Regions from separate parts of the Homo sapiens genome. Here region 2 is linked to region 1. Evidence: read pairs that join two places in POLR2A ChIA-PET (ENCODE). Cell type or tissue: Caco-2. All regions are shown on one strand. Links, peaks and the distances in the headings refer to the core of each region. The heading gives the core; the rest is flanking DNA. Region 1 overlaps STX3 (syntaxin 3). Region 2 overlaps CBLIF (cobalamin binding intrinsic factor).

Region 1 (8,689 bases), core at 289-8,288:
GAGCATTAATTGCTGCATATTTACGTATTGAAAACTTATTGCGAGGTGACAAGAGCAATGTGATTTTAACTGTCAAATGATCCCTCCTTTTCACAATTTATACACCTTCACTTTCCCCAAAAAATGACAGAATCCCAAGCAGTCTTCATATTAGAGCTGCTCAGTCAAGTCCTCTTTAATTTGTTTGCTTCTTTGCTTTAGAAAACAAATGTTGCTCTCTGCACGCCAGCCCGCCCGCACCCACCATGGCCACAGTTCAGCAGCTGGAAGGAAGATGGCGCCTGGTGGACAGCAAAGGCTTTGATGAATACATGAAGGAGCTAGGAGTGGGAATAGCTTTGCGAAAAATGGGCGCAATGGCCAAGCCAGATTGTATCATCACTTGTGATGGTAAAAACCTCACCATAAAAACTGAGAGCACTTTGAAAACAACACAGTTTTCTTGTACCCTGGGAGAGAAGTTTGAAGAAACCACAGCTGATGGCAGAAAAACTCAGACTGTCTGCAACTTTACAGATGGTGCATTGGTTCAGCATCAGGAGTGGGATGGGAAGGAAAGCACAATAACAAGAAAATTGAAAGATGGGAAATTAGTGGTGGAGTGTGTCATGAACAATGTCACCTGTACTCGGATCTATGAAAAAGTAGAATAAAAATTCCATCATCACTTTGGACAGGAGTTAATTAAGAGAATGACCAAGCTCAGTTCAATGAGCAAATCTCCATACTGTTTCTTTCTTTTTTTTTTCATTACTGTGTTCAATTATCTTTATCATAAACATTTTACATGCAGCTATTTCAAAGTGTGTTGGATTAATTAGGATCATCCCTTTGGTTAATAAATAAATGTGTTTGTGCTAATATAAAAAAAAAAAAAAAAGAAAACAAATGTTGATGAAAAGGGAGGGAAAAGGCCACCTCAGTCAACCAAGCAATGGAAGTCAAGTCCCAAAAGCATTTTATCAAGACCAGGACTAATGTTTCAATTCTCCTTTTATGAATGAAAAGAAAAGAATGATCTCAGAATTATACTGACCAATGAAAACAAGTATTCTGAGACAATAATCTCAAGTAAATTAAGTGTGTTGGGGCTTTGCATCACTCAAAACTTAGTCAGGAAAGTGAAAACCTATCTAGTTATTTTAATCAAAGTAATATAATAAAGGGATTGTTTATGCAGGGATGGAAGCGTCAAGAAGCCAAACAGAAGTTTGCTGGGGCACTCTGAAAATTAGCAACAGCAGGTCAGAGCGAAAGAGAAGGAAGGCAGGGTCACCAGAGCCTAAAGCCAGAGCTGTCTGATGGGGACCAGACCATGGTGGAGTTGACCAGCAGAACTGGGACCATGGAGGCGGGGTCTATTGAGAAAGAGCTGAGGCCATGAAGAAGGCATGTCTGAGGTAGAGAGAGAAAGGAGGAAAACTATGGTCTCTTCCCTCCTCCTTGAGTCTTCTGCTAGTACCTCACTGTCTTAATCTGTTCAGGTTCCTGTAAGAAAAATACCATAGCCTAGGTGGCTTAAACACAGGATATATTTCTCACAGTACTGGAGGCTAGGAAGTCCACTGGCAAATCTGATGTCTGAGGAGGACCCTCTTCCTGGCTTGTAGACAGCTGCCTTCTTCCAGTATCTTCACATGGCTGAGAGAGAGATCATCTTTCTCACGTCTCTTTTTATAAGGGTACTAATTCGCCCTCATGACCTAATTACCTCCCAAAAGCCCTACCTCCAAATACCATCACATTGGCGATTAGACTCCAGCATATGAATTTTGAGGGGACACAAACATTCAGTCCATAACACTCTCCTTAGTCAAATATACCAAAAGCAATTGGCAGGGGAAGCTGGGAAATGTAGTTCCCTGTGATACAGAGAAGAGCAGAGGAAGGACAGTAGGGAATGGTCCTGAATGCAAATAGGCAAATGACTGGCAAGGCTTCCTGCCTGCCCCATTGGAAGAGCCCAGAAATGCAGAATCTACCAGTTTGCCTGGTAGGTCATTGTCATCCAATATTCTACTTAAAGAATTAAAAAGTATTTAACCTGCTAGATTTAATGTGTGGATTTCCAAGTTGGATTCACTTTGAGGTTCTTAGTTCTAACAAAAATCAAGCATACCTAGCAAATCCATATGCTTCAAGACTGGTCACCTCACAGCTCCTCCAGCCAGGTATTGCTCCACCCACCCCTCACCCCAGCCAGGCTCTGCTGCACTATGCCCACAATTTATCCACCCTAACTTCTCCCAGAACTGATTCAGATCCCCTCAAGCACTAGGACCACGTGTTGCTCAACTTAGACTACTTGATATTCATCACTGTCAAGCATGTGGGTTACTCAGTAGACATTTGCTGAATAAATAAATGAATATAAGTAACTGCAGGAGACAAGTATGCTTCTTATATCACTACAAATGGTCTGTTATACCACTACAAATGCATACTTCTTATGGACTGAATGTGCTCTCCCAAAATTAATATGTTGATGCCTAATCCCCAATGGGATGGTACTTAGAGGGAGATGGGACCTTTGGAAGGCATTTAGGTTGTAAGGGTGGAGCCCTCATGACTGTGTTTTGTGCACTTATAAGCAGAGGCCAAAGAGCTAGCTTGCTCTTTCCACCCTGTAAGGATACAGATACAGCAAGGTGGCAGTCCACAACCCAGAAGAGGGTCCTCACCAGAACCCGATCATGCTGGAATCCTGGTCTCGGACTTTCAGCCTCCAGAACTGTAGGAAACACATTCTTATTGTTTATAAGCCATTCAGTCTACGGTACTTTCTCATAGCAGCCCAAACTAAGACAGCATTCAAAAAAGTAAATTTTTGGCCAGCGTGGTGCCTCACACCTATAATCCCAACACTTTGGGAGGCCAAGGCGGGCAGATCACCTGAGATCAGGAGTTCCAGACCAGCCTGACCAACATGGTGAAACCCCGTCTCTACTAAAAATACAAAAATTAGCTGGGCATTGTTGTGGATGCCTGTAATCCCAGCTACTTGGGAGGCTGAGGCAGGAAAATCGCTTGAACCCAGGAGGAGGCGGAGGCTGCAGTGAGCCGAGATCACACTGTTGCATTCCAGCCTGGGCGACAAGAGCGAAACTTCATCCCCAAAAAAAAAAAAAAAAAAAGGAAAAGAAAAGAAAACTTTCATCCTTATTAATAGAAGTTCCATGTTAGAAAGTGTTGCTCTGAAAAATTAAATGCTAGGATAGCCAAGTTAAGCTGATTTATTACAGGACTTCTTAGAGCTTTCAATAAGTTAACGTGCATTTTAAGTTTCCAAGAGAAGAAAGAAGCAGGAAGCATTTCTCAAACATATTTGATCACAGAAGGCTTTTTGCACCTCACACTGCCATCTGTGACAACGCATTTTCACTGACCCAACAAACAGCCATTCCCTGGCCCCTTCCCTCTCTTTCTTTTTAACAGAAATCTGACTTTGTTTGGGTAGTGGCATTGCCAGCCCCAGAGGATGAATCATGATGTGTTTGATGGCAATCCTGGCAATCCTGTCCCTTTGCTGAGTACTCACTTTCCTGGTGTCCCTTCCAGCTAAGGAGGCCCACACCATGTGACCCAGTGCTATCCAGGAGGCCACAAGGGAAGTCAGATTGGAGGATCTGGGCAGTTTTCCTCTCTGATGAAAGGACCTTTGGACTTTTCTAGCTGCACCCTTTCTTAATGCTTGCAACGCTGTCACAGGGTGATGCCAAATAGAGCTCTGACTCTGGTGGTTTCAAAACACAGGCAGGTGGGACCTATGTACCGCTCTTTTAATCTGGCAGGCTTGTGACTGCTTCAGTAACAGAGCCAAGCAGAAGTGATGTGCTATGTAACTTCTGTAGCTGGAACACTTGCCTTGCATCCCTGAGCTTCTATGTAACAAGTTCAATAGCCCTAAGTGGGCCAGCTACGAGAAGCCCAAGCCACAGAAAGAAGCCAAGTGTAGGTGCTCTGACTGACAGTCTCTGCTGAGCTTTTCCCTTGAGCCACCCCAGTAAAGGCACCAGACAGTAAAATTTTAAAAGCCTCTACAAGATTCTAGCCTGCAGTTGTTCAAGTCTTCCCAATAAAAGCCCCAGAAATTGTAGAGCAGAAGTAATCCGGACCCACTTTGCCCTGTTTGAATTCCTACTCCACAGAATCTGTCAGCAAAACAAACAGTTGTTTTATACCACTAAATATTGGGGCTATGCTGTGATATAACAATAGATAATCACAGAACAGACTCTCTCTCTCACAATCCTAAGAGAAAAGCCAAGAGGATCACAGTGATGCTGACCTAGAACCCCAAGCTGACCTTTAAACGGCACCATCCCTAACCCCAAACTACTTCATATGCAAAATAATTACATATCTTTGTTGCTTAAGCCACAGTTAGTCAAAAGCATCCCTAAATGATAGGCTACACTGCTGCTCAGGATCACAGATTCAGGTCAAGGCTCCATCGCTGGCTTGCTGGTCTTTCCATTTCAGGTCTTTCGCACCCTCCACAAACTGCCATCGGAGTGAATTTTCTAAAACACACTCTGAGCCCATCACTTCCTTGTTTAAATCCTCGAAGGTTCCCCATCACTTTGCAGTGGTGCATAGCTGCAGTAGGCAACAGAATTATCCGGAAGACATTCCTAAAAATCCAAAAGTCTGAGCCATTCCAGTCCCTAAGAATCAGGTATGTGTATGTGCAAAAAACTCCCCAGGTGATTCTGATGACAAGTCTAGTTAAGAACCAGGGAAATCTTCCCTCACCTTCCTCTCTGCAGGCAGAATTTAACGCTTCCTCTTCTGTGCTCCCATGGTACCTTACTGACACTTTTCTTATCATATAACAACATTTTAAAAATTTCTATCACCCTTACCAGATAAGGAGACAACAGGGGGCGAGAATCCTGTCACAGAACATTGGATCCCCAGCACCTAACATGCTATCTTGAAGACAGTAAGCGCTCAAATACTTTGATGAATAGATAAACGAATACAGAAAAATAAACCCCTAATGTTTCTGCCTCCAAAGGCAGGTCTGTTTCATCTGAACATTACTTTCTGCCAACTGAGCAAACAAACCAAGAAAAATATAGACAACTGCAAATTAGACAAAAATGTGGCGTTTATCATTTACCAGGCTCTGGCTTGATCAGCCAAAGTGGCCTGAAAACCCAAGGGCCAATCTTTTTTTCCAACGATCAAGAAGCTAGAGAAGATACAATGGAATCTGACAGTGCAAATCACATTCTGAAAACACCCTGGTCCTATGACTTCATGTGCACCTTGCAAATACCTCTATGACTAAGCTGTGATTCATGCTCTCAGCAAATAACCAAGGATGACCTCCTGGAACCAGTCCAAACAGTAAGTTTTATCAAGAGTGCTTTCCCAAGAAAGCGACTTAGTTATATAACCTGCAGGGTGTAGTGGGCATGATCACCAGTCACATAGAGGGGGACAATCTCTCATTTCCCCAAATCTCTATTCTCTGAAACATAATTTATCCCAATTTCAACAGTATATCTACACCACATTCTATAAAATAAACTTTGTGGTCTACTTATTCATAAGTACACTGGGGGACAGAAGGGTGATAAGAACATATGTACTAGATGTCAGGCACTGTGATAGGTGCACCCATACCCTTTCTCATTTTATATCCATAAAATCCAACAGGTAATATTCTCTTTTTAGAGAAAACTGGGGTTTAGAGTAGTTAACTTTTCCAAAATTGTACCACTGGTAATGGGCAGAGCTGAGATTCAGACCATGTTAGGTGGGGCCAGAGCCTACTTGATCCACTCCCTCTTACTTCTCCCCACTCCCCCAAGGCCTTATCCTCTCTGTGCTCTATCAGATCCAAGAAAAGAGGAAAGTAACACTGCTGAACCCCATGCTAAGTACTTTCTGAGCATTAGCTCCTTTAATCTCTACCAAATCTATGACATGAATATTTTTCTCCCCAGTTTACAGATAAACCCACTGATACTTGGAACAGTTAAGGAATGTGAACAAGATCACACAGTTAGTGGCAGATATGGAATTTAATTCAAAGATCATGTTCTTTCCACCTCCCCATGCTGTCCCTCTTCTCCACTCTAAATATAAGTTTCACGGGGTTTTTCCCTAAATGACAGACACACACATAACAAAGAGAAAGAAATAAGCAATGCAGCAGCCCTGAAGGTCTTGTTAAATCTTCAACAGCCTCTTCAGAAGTAGCTACCACCCATCCAGTGCTTTTATGTCTGACGATCCTTCCCAGATGTGTGATCTCATATGATCCTCATGGCATCCTTGAAAGGTAAGTACTAACACTCCCAATTTCCAGAGCAGGACATTAAAACTAAGAGATGTTAAGCAACCTGACCAAGGTTACACTGCTACGAAATGCTTGAAAAGTGGACTCAAACCATGTTTTAGAGGCCAAAGCCCACCATCTTCACACCTAACAAAGAGGGTCCTCTCAGGGACCCTCTGACTGGCTCAGAAGAAAAAGGAGAACACAGTTATTGGAAAAGATTCCTTATCTTAGGGAAGAAGTTCTTTAATGTATCTGGTTCTCCAAGGCAGACTGAGATGAGCTAGAAAGACTTCAAACATCTCCTTAAGTCCACCCCCATCACGGAGTGAAAGGATATTGTCCTTCCACGATCCACAATTGGAGTAACACTGGACTCACAAAGCCTAAGTGTTGTTTGATCTCACTATGACTCTGATGGACCCGCCTGTGAGGAGGGTGGGGATCTGTGGAGAGTTTACAGCCAACTTCCCAATCAGGCCAGCACACATTCAAGTTTATTCTTAATTCCTGTTTATTACTCTAACAGATAAATGGGCACGAACCGTCATGCCCCACTCCATTCCTTTCAGAAAAAAAACTGGAGGGTTACTTTTCCACATCCACAGTCTAGAGGATGGGAAGCATCACATTCTCTCTGCAAAAAGAGCACGATACTTCTTGTTTTCTTTCCAGGGGAAATTAAAAACCTAAGAAACCATAGTATGGTGGCAGAAACTTCAACAATAGTGAGCTTTTTGTTTTTGTTTTTTGAATTATCATTCATTAAGCACATATATGCCAGATGCTATGCTGTGTTACAAACATTATTCCTCTTGGTTTTTGTTGTTGTTGTTTGTTTTTGAGACGGAGTCTACCGCTGTCACCCAGGCTGGAGTGCAGTGGCGCAATCTCGGCTCACTGCAACCTACGCCTCCTGGGTTCAAGCGATTCTCCTGCCTCAGCCTCTCGGGTAGCTGGGATTACAGGTGCCCACCACCACACCCAGCTAATATTTGTATGTTTAGTACAGACAGGGTTTCACTGTGTTGGCCAGGCTGGTCTCAAACTCTTGACCTTGTGATCCGCCCACCTCGGCCCCCCAAAGTGCTGGGATTACAAGCGTGAGCCACCACGCCTGGCCTGTCCCTCTTAATCCTTATGCAACTCAATGGGGATTTTTGTTGTTTATTGTTTTTTTCTTTTCTTACCTAAACACTGGATCACCAGTGAATTTTTTTTTTTTTTTTTTTTAGGGGACAAGGTCTCACTCTGTTGCCCAGGCTAGAATGCAGTGGCATGATCATAGCTCACTGCAGCCTCAAACTCCTAGGCTCAGGTGATCCCACCTGTGGGAAATTACATTATCAATCCTAATTTACAGGTAAGGAAGCCCAGACACAGATTGTTAAGGAACGTTCATGAAATCAACAGCTTCTCAGAAGCAGGGTTGAGATTTGGGCCCAAGTTTACCCAGCTCGAAAGCCAGTGTTTTCATCCACGATATACTACTGCCTCTACAAGCTTTCCTCCACCACCTACCTATCATAGTACCATCCCATTGAGGACCTTTAAGATCAGAGTACATGGATCTGTAGACATGAACCCATTTTTGCCCCTGTTGAACTTTTACAAAACTAAACTGGCAGTTTGGTTTCTCAGTTACCACTAGAATTAAGTCAGAGGGACTATAATTTTTTTTTTTTTTTTTTTTTTTGTGTGTGTGAGACAAAGTCTCACTCTGTCACCCAGGCTGGAGTGCAGTGGTGCGATCTCGGCTCACTGCAACCTCCACCTCCCGGATTCAAGTGATTCCTTTGCCTCAGCCTCCCAAGTAGCTGGGATTACAGGTGTGCCTGGCTAATTTTTGTATTTTTAGTAGAGGCAGGGTTTTGCCATGTTGGCCAGGTTGTTCTTGAACTCCTGACCTCAAGTGATCCACCTGCCTTGGCCTCCCAAAGTGCTGGGCTTACAGGTGTGAGCCACCATGTCTGGCCCCAAAATTTTCAAAACTACACATTTGATGTATCTGAATCACAAGCCTAAAGATGCAATGTTTTATACTCATGGTTGTGATCCTATGGTTGATTCTGTATTTGTTATGTACTTTAAGCAAGAAAGGATATCATTAAAATGTTGTCATACGGAGTAAGATTTTAAAAGCATCTCTTCAATTACATATAATTGACCCTCTGCTGACTTTCTTAAGATTTTTAAAAATCCAGATTCAAGTAAATATTGAAAATAATGTTATTTTAATTTCTTTGTCTGGCCATCCCACCCTAGCAAAAAACTGTGACCTTCCTCTGCTACCCTGAAAAATCTAAGGTTTTTTATTCTTACTAAGGAAATAGTGTTTCCTTATGTACATTTAGAAAAAAATACAGGAAGGTTGCCTACCTCAGAAAAGAACTCGTC
Region 2 (8,689 bases), core at 404-8,403, 58 kb before region 1:
GCATGCATTCCCAGGCTTGGATTCTGTAAGATGTGTTTGGTATTCATAGTTCCAAATCCAACAACCCACCCTACCCTAGTTGATTAGGGCAGCAGCCTCCATAGAAGACAGATGCACCAATGGTGGTGGGCAGAAATAACCAACTAGAATCAGAAACTAGCAACCATCTGTGGCTGAATCCTCTAATCCCAACTAAGAAGTTTGAGCTCCAGTGTCTCAAAATGTCCTATGGGGATTAATAGGACCAGGGACTCTTCAACTCAGAAAGCCCACTAAAGGGAGAATCATGGAATGGTGATGCCAGCCCTAAACCTAACATAGTTGCGGACTATTAGAAAGAAATTGTCTCCTGGGGAAAACAATGGAGACTAGTATTGAGATTTCATACATTAAAAATTAGAAAAGGATATAAGCAGCCTAAGAATTGGTTCATGTTAAACATAAGAGCAAAAAAAAAAAAATTTCCACTTCAATGGACCACATATAGAAGTGACTAATAAAAATAGAGTTCATTTCTATGTCACAGTCAAGGAGACTTTGTCATAGAACAAAACCCTGTTTTTTCCATGGCTGAATTTTACAAGAACATTCCCAGTGCTCTGGTCTAGAAGCTTTTTGGAAAGAAAAAGGCAGTCTGGAAGAGATATAAAAGATGGTTTGGGGATTTTTTTTTTTTATGTGTGACTCTCTAAAAATAACCTTGCTTCAATTTATCACCAGACAGTGAAGTGTTTACTTTTGCTAACTTGGTTTGTGAATTCTGTTTGGATTTTATCACCTGCCAAGTACACTTTGATAAGCTGTACCTGGGAATTAGAGCTTTTCCTATCAAAAGGCAGGACCCTGTCTACATCCAAATACCACAGGCCATGTGGATTTCTTGTCAGAATACATAATCTCTCCCTACCCTTTTTACTGCCTCTATCTGGAACTTATTTAGGCATCCTGAAATCTGGAATCAATAGGTGTCTAATATATAATATTTTCCTAATCTAAAATATTCTGATATAGAAAATCAAAGGGCTCTGGAACTATCACAATTTAGGTTTGACTCCCACACCTGCCACCATCTCAGACAAATATTGAATTTCCCCAGATTTTATTTTCCCCATAATAATAAGGTTGCAATTAGGTTAAATAAAATGTGGTATGCAAAAAAATGCATGCATAATGTAATGCTTAACAATTGTTCAAGATCTGTCTCAGCAGAGCAGTGATGCTAGTAAAGTTCCTTTTCAGCCTTTGTTCACCTTCTTCCAAGATGTCAGTACACTTCCAGTGGCCCAGGCCACACTCTTCCCTACCCAAAGACGCTCATGAGGCATTTCCTCTGTTCCAGAACTTCTCATCTTTCTTCCATGAATATCCTATTGCTTTCAAGTTTCCTCTGATAGGCGCTTATCTTGAAAAGGGATCTGATAGGCCAGGCGTGATGGCTCACACCTGTAATCCCAGCACTTTGGGAGGACGAGGCGGGCAGATCACTTGGGGTCAGGAGTTCAAGACCAGCCTGGCCAATATGGTGAAACCCCATCTCTACTAAAAATACAAAAATTAGCCTGGTGTGCTGGCAGGCACCTATAATCCCAGCTGCTCAGGAGGCTGAGGCAGGAGAATCACTTGAACCCGGGAGACGGAGGTTGCAGTGAGCCAAGATTGCACCAATGCACTCCAGCCTGGGCATCACAGCGAGACTCCATCTCAAAAAAAAAAAAAAAAAAGAAAGAAAGAAAAGAAAAAGAGAACTGATAAACTTCTTGATGGAAAGTTATTAATGACGTCTAACCACTTAATGTGTTATCCTCTCTAGAGTGTTGGCATTGGTGATGTGTAATCCCAATGAATATACCTTGCTTAGTGAAATTTGGGAGGTGCATATGACAAGTGGACAAGATATTGTTGCTGAGGAGCACCCACCTGATGGCCCTTAAAGCAACTGCCTTGTAAAGTGGCCTCTGTCCAGAGCCATGCTTCATAGATGCTGAGGTTCAGTGATGGTTGTCCCTGTCACAACTGCCCAGTTGTGCATACTGACCCTAGCTGAGACAGCCGTTTCTGACTCCTCTCTCTCTCTTCTCCCATTTCCTATTCCAAGCTTCAGGTGAACCAGTCATTAACAATCTCAGCCTATTAACATGCTCTGGTGGCCATAATCGCACTGTAAAGGAAGGGAGGTGGTAATGACAGCTTCCACATCACACATCACACATCACGAAATGCTTTTATACATTAGCCCCTTGGAACCGCAAATGACTCCCCCAACAATAGACAGAAGTTATTATTTCTATTTTATTCATGCGATAGATAACGCAGCAAAATAGGTGAATGGCTGAATGGCTTGGTGTATTACTCAAGACTCATTTTGCAAGTAACAGAAACCCAAATCCTTTTAGCTCAAGAAAAAAATGAGGATTTACTATTCACATACACTGGGAAGTCTAGGGCTGAATTAGGTGGTTTCAGGAATAACCAGAATAAAGGGCTCAAATCATGATATCAGGAGCCACTCTTTTTTCATCGTCCAGCCCTGATTTTCCTCATTCTTTCCTGCTGCAGGGCTTCTTCAAAGTGGCTGAGAAAGATGGTCACTAGCAGCTTACCGTTTATTTGCATGGTCCCAGTTGAATAACCTTAGCAGGAAAAAAAAATCTTTGGGTGTCCCAATGTCTGTATGTCGGGGAATGATTCTGATTAGTACATGTGTCCACCAATCACTGTCATCAAGGGGATGGTGACCACCATCAGCCCAGTCCAGGTCATGAGTCCATCCTGGGCCAGGGTTGTGGAGCCTCTGAGAGTCCTGACACAAGCACAAAGTGAGGGAAAAGTCCATCAAAGAGGGCACATGGCAATATGAAACAAGGGGTCTACTCCGTTTATGTGGCTAGACTGTCCTAGGCTAAAGCTCCCTCTGGAGCCCAGCTCTCACCCTCACTCTACATTCAAGAGTCGTTCGTAAATATGACTGCCTAATAGTGTTCCCTGGATCTGATCATTGCACAGTTCTGTGTCTGCTGTCTGACAGACACTGTGCTAAGTGGTGGGGACATAGCATTGAAGACAAATGTTTTCCAAACCTTACATAGCATTGGCTTTGCATTCTGGGTGACTACGTGATCACCATGATTAGTGATCAAGTTTATCTCTTAAGACATGTAAGAGCCAACTCTCAGCTATGCCTAATTACTCTTTCTCTCTCTTTCTGTCTTCCTTCCCAGGCTCTCTCTGTAACACCTGAGCCATCTAAAAAGGAATGGAACTGCAAGAAGACTACGGATATGATACTCAATGAGATTAAGCAGGGGAAATTCCACAACCCCATGTCCATTGCTCAAATCCTCCCTTCCCTGAAAGGCAAGACATACCTAGATGTGCCCCAGGTCACTTGTAGTCCTGGTAAGACATCCACCTCTCCTTATGTCATAAAGCAGCAACTTATGCCAGAAATGACATGTGGATCAATGTTAAGTGGCATATAGGCTTGTAATGTCCATTATTCCCATGTGGGCAGAGTACATCTGACTCCCAGTCCTTAAGAGTGTGTGCTAGCACACAGACATACCTTCCTGCACTCAGAACTCAGCCCCATATCTACTTCATTCAGCATATATTTACCTAGCTCCTACTATGTGCAAAGCATTTTGTGGGATACTAGAGGTAGAAGAAGCTCCATGGTCCCAGCTATCAAACAACATATAGCTTCATTTATTCATTTCACAAATGTACCATCAAACACTATGCATATCTTATCATATCTGCCTTTCACAAAGTCAGAAGACAGATGTGTAAACAAAAACTACAATATTTGGGACAATCGAGTAAGTATTAAATAGAAGTTAAAGCCACACACAGTGCAAATGCCAAAAAGAAAAATAGTGACCAGTTGTTGATTTTGTTTGGGAGGCTTCAGAGAAGAACAGAATTCATATTTAAATCGAGCCTTAACGATCTAAATATGAAAGCTCGATGCACGCAATATATCAATGAGATGGAGTGGAAACCTAGCATGCCACTTTTTAATTAAAAATATCTTTATTTTATCCAATTATGCATATAATTGAAAGACACTAAAAATTCAAACATTACAGAAATATGCATTTGGAAAGTGGAGGTCTTGCATAAAAACTTATTACTCCAGAGATTACTAGTGTTTGGTATGGATTCCTCAAACTCTTTTTTTTTAATAAAATGCTAACACAAAGCATCATTCCTCTTGCATTGCATGAACTTCCTAAGACAAGAAGCAATTAATAAGTTTCTCGTCTATCTCAATGCAGAATGTGGAGACCAAAATCAAGCAAACTGATCCCAATCCTACCAAAAACTACCACATTCACTCAACCCCTTAGGCTGCTTCCCAGTGATGTCCCAACCTTAACAAGGTGGCCATGGAGTTTTTGCCGGAATTCTATGCTAGTTGTCCAAGTACTTTGTTAAATGGTATGAAACTCACTACTTTCTCAAAATGTCTTCTGGGGTAAGTTGCCAATAACAGAGATTTTGCACCTATGATACAAACCCCATAATCTTTGACAAATGTGGCCTCTTTGCCCTTCACAGATCATGAGGTACAACCAACTCTACCCAGCAACCCTGGCCCTGGCCCCACCTCTGCATCTAACATCACTGTCATATACACCATAAATAACCAGCTGAGGGGGGTTGAGCTGCTCTTCAACGAGACCATCAATGTTAGTGTGAAAAGTGGGTCAGTGTTACTTGTTGTCCTAGAGGAAGCACAGCGCAAAAATCCTATGTTCAAGTGAGTATTACAAATGTCATTCATCATTCTCTCAAGGCCTGATCTGAATTCCCATTTTTTATCCATCCTGTTTTCCTAATTTTTTTCCTTTTGATAACAGATTTTTATTTAATAGCGCTTGAGCAGCTTTCAATCTAATAAATAGGTAAGGCTCTCATGAAAACTTAAATCATATAAGTCAACATATGATGAAGTTTTAAAAACAAAAATTCAGAGGAGATTCGAAAGTCCATTGCAGAGTAGAACAGGCAAAAGAGACTTTGTAGCTTTGAAACACAAAGAATAGGTACTATTTAGGAAGATGTGGGAAGAGGTAAGTCCAGAAAAAGAAATGGCCAGAACAGGCCGGGCGTAGTGGCTCATGCCTGTAATCCCAACACTTTGGGAGGCCCACGCCTGTAATCCCAGCACTTTGGGAGGCTGAGGCATGCGGATCATCTTAGCTCAGGAGTTTCACCAACATGGTGAAACCCCGTCTCTACTAAAAACACAAAATTAGCCAGGCGTGGTGGCACGTGCCTGTAATCCCATCTACTCGGGAGGCTGAGGCAGGAGAATCGCTTGAACCTGGGAGACGGAGGTTGCGGTGAGCCGAGATCATGCCATTGCACCCCAGCCTGGGCAACAAGAGCAAAACTTCATCTCAAAAAAAAAAAAAAAGGAAAAGAAATGGCCAGAACAAAGCATTTGCGATAAGACTGAGCAAGGAATTTGGGGCCAATGAATAGGCCAGGTGGACATACCAGGTTGGGTGACAGTGTAAAAGTCTTGAAATACCAGGTTCAGGAGACTGAACTTCATTTTGCAAGTTTTTGAGTAAGAAAATCCACTTGGTAAAATGTTGCTTAGGTCGTGAGAATAGGAGACAAGGCTAAAACATAGGACATGACTCCAATAATGGAGGTGTGAAGTGACGATGACTTCCTCTGGGATACACGGACCCACACCAAGGCTCTGTGAGTGATGGGACATAGAGGTCAAGAGAAAGAAGCTTCAAAACTATTGATTAAAGGGTCAAGAAGAAAGAATATCTTTCAAAGAAAAGGATTAAATTCCTTAGATATGTTTAATGGTAGGCATTTGAAATAGGAACATTAGAAGGCTTTTGGCGGTATAGTCCAGGCACAGTGGCTCATGCCTGTAATTACAGCACTTTGGAAGCTGAGGCGGGTGGATCAGTTGAGGGTAGGAGTTCGAGACTAGCCTGGCCAACATGGCGAAACCTCATCTCTACTAAAAGTACAAAAATTAGCCAGGCGTGGTGGTGCGTGCCTGTGGTCCCAGCTACCCAGGAGGTTGAGACGGGAAGATTGCTTGAGCCTGGGAGGTGGAGGTTGCAGTGAGCCAAGATCGTGCCCACTGCTCTCCAGCCTGGGAGACAGAGTGAGACTCTGTCTCAAAAAAAAAAAAAACAAAAAAAAGGAAGGAAAGAAGGAATTGAGAGAGAGAAAGAAAGAGAAAGAAAGAAAAAGGAAGGAAGGAAGGAAGGAAGGAAGAAAGAAAGAAAGAAAGAAAGAAAGAAAGAAAGAAAGAAAGAAAGAAAGAAAGAAAGAAAGAAAGAAAGAAAAAGAAAGAAAGAAAGAAACAGAAAGGCAGGCTTTTGGAGGCATAGAGGAAGTACTAGGAAAAGAGGTCAGGACATGCAAAAAATAAATTGGACAGTCATCTCTTAGAGGTGATGACCTAAGTCAAGAACCCATGCAGTAGATAGCAGATACTTGCACCCAATAAAACCATAAGACATATTTAGTTATTCTCATTTTACAGATAGAACCCTTAGGCCCAAAGAAGTTAGTAACATTCCTAAGATCACATAACATGTAACTAATAGAGTTGAGAGTGGAACCCAGGTTGGACTGAATCTGATGCTCATGTTCTTTCCATGCCCCTCTCAAGGTAGGGGAAAATACAGAAATAAATCACAGAGGAGAAAATTAACTTTTAGGGCATGTTTATAGTTTGCAAAAAGAGGAAGCAGTAAAGAAACATGGAGAAGTCTAAGCTATAGGAGGAGAGGAGGAAAAATGCCAAGTCATGGAAAGGAAAAAAGCATCTTTTCTTTTTCAAAGAAAAGATGATCCAAATTCTTCAGGAAGATATCAAGAAGGAATACTGACAAAGGCTAAGGAATTGACAACTGAGTGATACCACGTGGGTATCTATTCCACCCGGTTCTGTTGAGCACATTGTGTCTGCTGCTTACTGCACGACTCCATAACTTCCCTAACTTCCATAGACAGGTCAGGATAAAAATTGCACTTCAAAACTATTTAATTTTTTTTTTTTTTTTGAGACAGAGTTTTGCTCTTGTCACCCAGGCTGGAATGCAATGGCGCGATCTCGGCTCACTGCAACCCCCACCTCCCGGGTTCAAGTGATTCTCCTACCTCAGCCTCCTGAGTAGCTGGGATTATAGGCACCCGCCACGATGCCCTGCTAATTTTTGTATTTTCAGTAGAGATGGGGTTTCAGCATGTTGGCCAGGCTGGTCTTGAACTCCAGACCTCAGGTGATCCACCCACCTCAGCCTCCCAAAGTGCTGGGATTACTGGCGTGAGCCACTGCGTCTGGCCCAAAAATATTTAATTTTAAAACCCTCTGAATATACCGTACTTTACTTCTCTGAAGTTAGCTTTAATTTTGCCTAATTTTTCTTTTTCTGATTATAAATGTATTAAATACATAGAGCAGAAATTTTGAGGGAAAAAGCAAAAAGAAGAAAAATCATCTATAGTCCACACACAATATCACAATTGTTAATATTTTTTATAACTTTTGTAGGTTTTTTTCTATGCATATTACAAATAGGTGTGATCCATCATATACATGGGACAGATATTTCATGTAAAATTTGTACCTCATATTTTCACTTAACGTTATTGCATAAGTAGTTTCCTGTGTTACTGAAAATTATTGACAAATATTTTCATGGCTTCCAAATATTTAATCTTGGATATTCATTCCATCACTCATATAATCATTTACCCATTTGGGGGAATTTACATTTTTTAAATTTGATTATTAATAGGTGTTTTCAAAATCCATTCATTTTCATTTCATTTCATTCTAAGTGAAGTAATTTCATATTCATTAGTCATTTGTATGTTTGCTTTTTTAAAATTTATTTATTTATTTATTTATTTTGAGATCAGGTTATGAGACTGGCTAATTTTTGTATTTTTGTTAGAGACGGGGTTTCACTATATTGCCAAGGCTGGTCTCGAACTCCTGGGCTCAAGCAATCTGCCCTCTTCAGCCTCCCAAAGTGCTGGGATTGCAGGCATGAGCCGCCACACCTGGCCCATTTTCTCTTTTTTTTAAACTTAACTTTTATTTTAAGTTTGGGGTACATTTGCATGTTTGTTACATAGGTAAACTGTGTCATGGGGGTTTGTTGTACAGATTATTTCATCACCCAGGTATTAATTCTACTACCCATTAGTTATTTCTCCTGATCCTGTCCCTCCTCCCAACCTGTACCCTCTGATAGGCCCCTGTGTGTGTTGTTCCCCTCTGTGTATTCATGTGTTCTCATCATTTTGCTCCCACTTATAAGTAAGAACATGCAGTATTTGGTTTTCTGTTCCTGTGTTAGTTTGCTAAGGATAATGGCCTCCATCCATGTCCATTGCAGCACGATTCACAATAGCAAAGACATGGAATCAACCTAAATGCCCATCAATAGTAAACTGGTTAAAGCATTTTCTCATTTGATTTTATCTGATCATTTTATCAGATAAAATCATGCTCAAAAGAGAATATCATTTAAAATATCTGAAGCATTTATCTGAAGCATTTAAAGTGTCTCTATCCTGGCGGGTGGATGCTTGAGCCCAGGATTTTGAGGCTGCCATAAGCTAGGATCTCACCACTAGCCTGGGTAACAAAGTCACACCTTGTCTCTAAAAAATTAATTAACTAATTAAT

The links. ChIA-PET counts read pairs that join two places held together with the same protein. Peaks named below come from ENCODE experiments on the same cell type or tissue, not always from the same donor. Only the 100,000 strongest peaks of a DNase experiment are listed, where the experiment ranks them.
Region 2: POLR2A ChIA-PET joins it to region 1 with 18 read pairs; 2 of 35 experiments call an interaction of 5 or more read pairs at or near these places.

The regions. Positions count from the first base shown.
Region 1 is chr11:59,773,277-59,781,965 of GRCh38, reverse strand. It overlaps STX3 (syntaxin 3), which reads right to left. Exons shown (of 11, transcript NM_004177.5): 2 at 8,672-8,689. It also overlaps the pseudogene FABP5P7. Among named protein-coding and RNA genes, the nearest start is that of STX3, 22 kb to the right of the region's middle. In Caco-2, for the core only: no CTCF peak of the experiment used is centred there; DNase peaks (open chromatin) are centred at 3,615 and 5,305.
Region 2 is chr11:59,831,881-59,840,569 of GRCh38, reverse strand. It overlaps CBLIF (cobalamin binding intrinsic factor), which reads left to right. Exons shown (of 9, transcript NM_005142.3): 6 at 3,219-3,396; 7 at 4,561-4,762. Among named protein-coding and RNA genes, the nearest start is that of CBLIF, 9.3 kb to the left of the region's middle. In Caco-2, for the core only: no CTCF peak of the experiment used is centred there; no DNase peak of the experiment used is centred there.